Regions from separate parts of the Homo sapiens genome. Here region 1 is linked to region 2. The links are chromatin loops, found by intact Hi-C in ENCODE. Cell type or tissue: HCT116. All regions are shown on one strand. Links, peaks and the distances in the headings refer to the core of each region. The heading gives the core; the rest is flanking DNA. Region 1 overlaps LINC02937 (long intergenic non-protein coding RNA 2937). Region 2 overlaps AUH (AU RNA binding methylglutaconyl-CoA hydratase).

Region 1 (2,809 bases), core at 5-2,504, 160 kb before region 2:
ATACCTGAAAACATACACTAAATGAAAAAGTCAGACCCAAAGGGCACACGCTGTATGGTTTATTTATATGAACTGTCCAGAATAGGCAAATCTATAAAGCCAAAACCACACTAGCAGTTGCAAAGGGCTTGGGGTGAGATGGAAAATGCTAATGCAACAGATACGAAGTTTCTTTTTGAAGGGACAAAAATCTAAGATTAGATTGCAGTAATGGTTGCACAAGCTTGTAAATATACTAAAAAAAAACAATGAATTGTACACTTTAAGCAGGTAAAAAGTTGTGTAGAATAAGACACATAATAGAAGAAAACAAATAAAATTTTGAGATGTAAATTCTTCAAAATGTTTCACATAGTTTCTACGCTTTTTTTCTTTTCTTTGAGACGGAATTTTGCTCTTGTTGCCCAGGCTGGAGTGCAGTGGCGCAATCTCGGCTCACCGCAACCTCCGCCTCCTGGGTTCAAGCGATTCTCCTGACTCAGCCTCCCGAGTAGCTGGGATTACAGGCATGCGCCACCACGCCCGGCTAATTTTGTATTTTTAGTAGAGATAGGATTTTTCCATGTTGGTCAGGCTAGTCTCAAACTCCTGACCTCAGATGATCTACCTGCCTCAACCTCCCAAAGTGCTGGGATTACAGGTGTGAGCCACTGCGCCCAACCGTTTCTACATTCTCAGAGAGGATACTCCCAACTGAATATCCCCCTCCTGCCTCCCCTTCCTTTCTCTTTTTGTGAAGAGGTGCTCAGGCCCTTGATGGGGTCTTCTCGCCCCTGCACCACCCTTTGTTATTCATCCTTGAGAGGTTTCCTTTTTTTTTTTTTGCCATCTTTATCTCTGTCCCCTACTGCCATGTTCTCAGTATGGCAAAGGGCAGAACATGGACTTTTAGTGACAATGACTCAGTGGCTCAAAAAGCCTTTTTGGATGCCTACTCACTTTGGTATAATTAATTTTTATTCCTGAGTCGATCCTGGGTAGGTGAATCATGCGTTTGCGTAAACAGTACTGGTGAATGGTCCCATTGTAGACATGAAGTTCTGCACTTGCTTTTAAGGCTAGCATTTACTCATTTGCCTTTTAAACCTGTCATCATGTGCCCTTCTAATAAACATCTTGAAACTGTCTGTCCATGTCATACATGCATGTGTGTGTGCGTGTGTGTGTGTGTGTGTGTGTGAGCATACTACTTCTGACCCCCGCCCCCCAGGCCCTCCAGCTGGAGCACTCTGTTGCTCTTGATTGTTAGCAGGTCCCAGATACTTTTTTCAAGGAGTTGTTTTTTTCCTACATATTTACATAGTTTTTACTTTAAAATTATCAAGCACTGGAAAAATCACCTGGGGGTAGAAAGAAAAAACATCAATATGTTGATCACATTGATGATTGATTTCTATTTTTATTTCTGGATCTTTCTAGAGTTTTAATTTTTTAATGAACAGTGGTTATCTATATTTTTTAAGTTATAAAAACTTGCTACATTCATAGCTCCCAAGGTCTGCCCTAATTTTGCTTTCTGCGGTGTGTAATATATGGCATTTGCTTTTGCAACACTCCTCTACAATGTTCATAGCTTCATTTATGTCAGGCTATTAGGGAATTTAATGAATAACTTTTCCCCAAAAGAAAAGATTCATAGCTGGGCACCGTGGCTCATGCCTGTAATCCCAGCACTCTGGGAAGCCGAGGCAGGTGAATCACCTGAGATCAGGAGTTTGAGACCAGCCTGGCCAGCATATTGAAATGTTCCTACTAAAAATACAAAAAAAAAAAAAAAGTTAGCTGGGCATGGTGATGCATGCCTGTGATCCCAGCTACTGGGGAGGCTAAGGCAGGAGAATCATTTGAACCCAAGAGGTGGAGGTTGCAGCAAGCCGAGATCTCACCACTGCACTCCAGCCTGGGCAACACAGCAAGACTCCATCTCAAAAAATAAATAAATGAATAAGATTCATATGGCACCTAGTTAATTTCATTTACTCAATACTTTTCAGAAATTGAAGAAGCTCTTTTTCACCAGCTACTAAACAAAAGCAATTTATTCAACTAGGTTTTCTTTGCATGAGTTGTTCTGTATGTAACAAGAAAGCAACAAAATAAATATTTTTAAATGTCACACTTCCCTGCAAAAATAATCACAATAATAATAATAATAATAATGAATAAGAGTTTATAGGCTAGGTATAGTGGCTCACACCTGTAATCCTAGCATTTTGAGAGGCTAAGGCAGGTGGATCACTTGAGGTCAGGAGCTCAAGACCAGCCTGGCCAACATGGTGAAACCCCATCTGTACAAATACAAAATATTACTCTAAAAATACAAAAATTACCCAGGCATGGTGGCGGGCACCTATAATTCCAGCTACTTGGGAGGCTGACGCAGAAGAATTGCTTCAACCCAGGAGGTGGAGGTTGCAGTGAGCCGAGACCACTGCACTCCCGCCTGGGCGACAGAGTGAGACTCAGTCTCAAAAAAGTAAATAAATAAATAAATAAATAAAAGAGCTTATAGACAGTAGGATGACTTCCTCAGCAATGTAGCCTAGATAGATCAGAAAACTTGCAAGCATTTCATTGAGCAGTTACTGTGTAACATCTTGCATGTCTACTCAGACGCAGATGGAAACACACATGCAAACACACACACACACACACACACACACACAGAGGACATGGACGGACAGTTTCAAGATGTTTATTAGGAGGGCACATGCTGACAGGTTTAAAACGCAAATGAGAAAATACATGCAATGCTCTTCTTGAACAATTCAATGCCCTGTTACGGTCACTTTTCCAGCCTCTGACCAGA
Region 2 (2,809 bases), core at 170-2,669:
CTGTAATCCCAGCATTCTGGGAGGCCAAGGACGAACGATTGCCTGTGCCCAGGAATTCAAGACCAGCCTGGGAAACATGGTGAGACCTCGTCTTGATTTTTTAAGAAAGAATTTGAGAAATTATGTTTCTAAAGAGGATGAAAATTGTGTGCCCTTGAGAAGCTTAACAATTCCAGGGCTTGTTTCCTTTTGTGCAGGCCCACACCAGGGTCACTGCAAAAAGAGCCAGCCTAGGTGCCAAGAGACATACCAGAGGTGAGGACCAGGGCCTGCAGATGGAAGACAGGAGCTCCAAGAGCAAGTCTCAGGCACCATATGCCTTACAATTTGTAAGAAATACGTAACACAAAATGATGAGAAATTTGGGTTCCACATACAAAAAGAACAAGAAAAATGGGATACTAATTCTCATATTATTAAATAGGTTAAGCACTGGAACTTTAAATTATTAATTAACATAAATTAGCCTTGTAGAAAGCTGTCTATAAAATGTTTCTAACTAAAGAATTAAGTAAAACAGCTTAATTCGTATTCAATGGGTAATTAAATATTAGTCATTTTACAATATTATAAATTCTAAGGCTATACATCATCCTAATTATTCCCTAAAAGATGTCTGTCGTAGTAAATTTTATCCAGGAAAGTATGCATCATCTCAAAGCACATGCCAGTCTGATATATGTGGTTTCTTTACATCTAGTATTTCTTCTACTTGGGAGCACTTAATAATCAAAGAGGGGGCCGGGTGCAGTGTGGCTCATGCCTGTAATCCCAGCACTTTGGGAGTCCAAGGCAGGTGGATCATTTAAGGTCAGGAGTTGGCGACCAGCCTGGCCAACATGGTGAAACCCCATCTCTACTAAAAATACAAAAATTGGCTCACGCCTGTAATCCCAGCACTTTGGGAGGCTGAGGCAGACAGATCACCTGAGGCCAGGAGTTTGAGACCAGCCTGACCAACATAGAGAAACCCCATCTCTACTAAAAATACAAAATTAGCTGGGCGTGGTGGTACATGACTGTAATCCCAGCTACTCAAGAGGCTGAGGCAGGAGAATCGCTTGAACCCAGGAAGTGGAAGTTGCAGTGAGCTGAGATCGCGCCATTGCACTCCAGCCTGGGCAACAAGAGTGAAACTCCATCTCAAAAAAACAAACGAACAAACAAACAAAAAAATTAGCCAGACATGGTGGTGCGTGCCTGTAATCCCAGCTACTGGGAAGGTGAGGCAGGGGAATTGCTTGAACCCTGGAGGCAGAGGTTGCAGTGAGCTGAGATCGTGCCACTGCATTCCAGCCTGGGCAACAAAGTGAGACTCTGTCTCAAAAAAAAGGAAAAAAAATGTTAATAATCATAGCAGGAACTCAATAAAATACACCTTTAGAAAGGTAGATTATGAATTTCAAAGATCTAAAGGAATAGCAAAATGACAGTTGTATATAAGCACAAATAAATGAAACAGGAACTGCGAATCCAACGAGCAATGGCTATTCCCAACAGCAAGAGGAAGAAATTATGACTCAGTATGTTATGCAACCAATAGGATCAGATACTATTTTCAGTTTCGTACCAGGAAATGAGCCAGGTATGACAAAGAAGATAATAATCCTTTGAAATGCTCCTAAAAATATAATTAAAGCAAACAATTAAACAGTTTGCTATTTTAAGAGGGAAAAAAGCAACTGTAAGGCAGGCCCCTGGTTCACTTCAGTAGTCTGTAGGACCTGCAGCCTACGATAATTAGACTCAAGGGACTATGAAAGTGGGGAAAATTAAAGTATCTACTTTCGATTCTCAGATAAATACAACACATAATGTAGGTTATTTGATGCTTCTAGAAAAATATGAACAATTTGATTATTAAAGGAAAATGTTAGTGTCAGACGCATGATTTTTTTTTTTGAAACGGAGTCTCTTGCTCTGTCGCCCAGGCTAGAGTGCAGTGGCGCAATCTCGGCTCACTGCAAGCTCCTCCTCCCGGGTTCACACCATTCTCCTGCCTCAGTCTCCCGAGTAGCTGGGACTACTGGTGCCCGCCACTACGCCCAGCTAATTTTTTGTGTTTTTAGTAGAGACAGGGTTTCACCGTGTTAGCCAGGATGGTCTCAATCTGACCTCGTGATCCACCCGCCTCGGCCTCCCAAAGTGCTGGGATTACAGGCGTAAGCCACTGCGCCCAGCCCCACAGGATTTTTAAATTTGGTTTTGCTTGAAGAATAGTGTTCCTACAGAAAGCAGTGAAATCAAGCATTTCAAGGGAAAGGCCCTATGTAGCATTATGCTGGAAGTCTGAATACTAAAATCTTTCAAGAAGAATAGAAATAAAATCTAAGTTAACTGAAAATTACAATAAATACCTAATTATCTTTCATTTTGGCTAAAACTTTACCTTCATCCTAATGTATATTCTCCCATTCCCATCACTGAGGTTTAAAAAAAATCACAATAACAAAACAAGCCCTGAGTGAGGCCTGCAGGCTGGCTGGGCTGTTGCTCCCTGGAGGCCCACACCAGGGTCATTGCTGCAAACATAATACCACAGGTGAGAGATGGGAGTTCAAAGTGAGAAGTCTCAGGCACCACAGACCTTAAAAGGAACACATATCCAAAAGCCAAAAGTAACAGTATTTAAATATGACACTTCGATTCTAGCACTAGGTTAAAATCTAAATGAAATGGAAAAATTCTACAAGTTGTTGTGAAGAAAAACTAACAGATGAAGAGCAGCAACATTCCTTACAGAAAGGGTCATTATACCAAGAACAAATTGCTGGAAGCTAGCATTCCCTCTCACATGCTTTTTTATACA

The links. Hi-C counts contacts between places; a loop is a spot of excess contacts. Peaks named below come from ENCODE experiments on the same cell type or tissue, not always from the same donor. Only the 100,000 strongest peaks of a DNase experiment are listed, where the experiment ranks them.
Region 1: it touches region 2 in a loop (2.0-fold over the local background); 1 of 110 quality-filtered maps calls a loop at or near these places.

What each region holds. Positions count from the first base shown.
Region 1 is chr9:91,137,933-91,140,741 of GRCh38, forward strand. All of the region lies in intron 1 of LINC02937 (long intergenic non-protein coding RNA 2937), which reads right to left. The region is part of intron 2 of LINC00484 (long intergenic non-protein coding RNA 484); the gene reads left to right. Among named protein-coding and RNA genes, the nearest start is that of LINC00484, 20 kb to the left of the region's middle. In HCT116, for the core only: no CTCF peak of the experiment used is centred there; a DNase peak (open chromatin) is centred at 999.
Region 2 is chr9:91,301,445-91,304,253 of GRCh38, forward strand. The region is part of intron 4 of AUH (AU RNA binding methylglutaconyl-CoA hydratase); the gene reads right to left. Among named protein-coding and RNA genes, the nearest start is that of AUH, 59 kb to the right of the region's middle. In HCT116, for the core only: no CTCF peak of the experiment used is centred there; a DNase peak (open chromatin) is centred at 1,567; H3K4me3 peaks cover 1,685 bases; H3K27ac peaks cover 2,500 bases.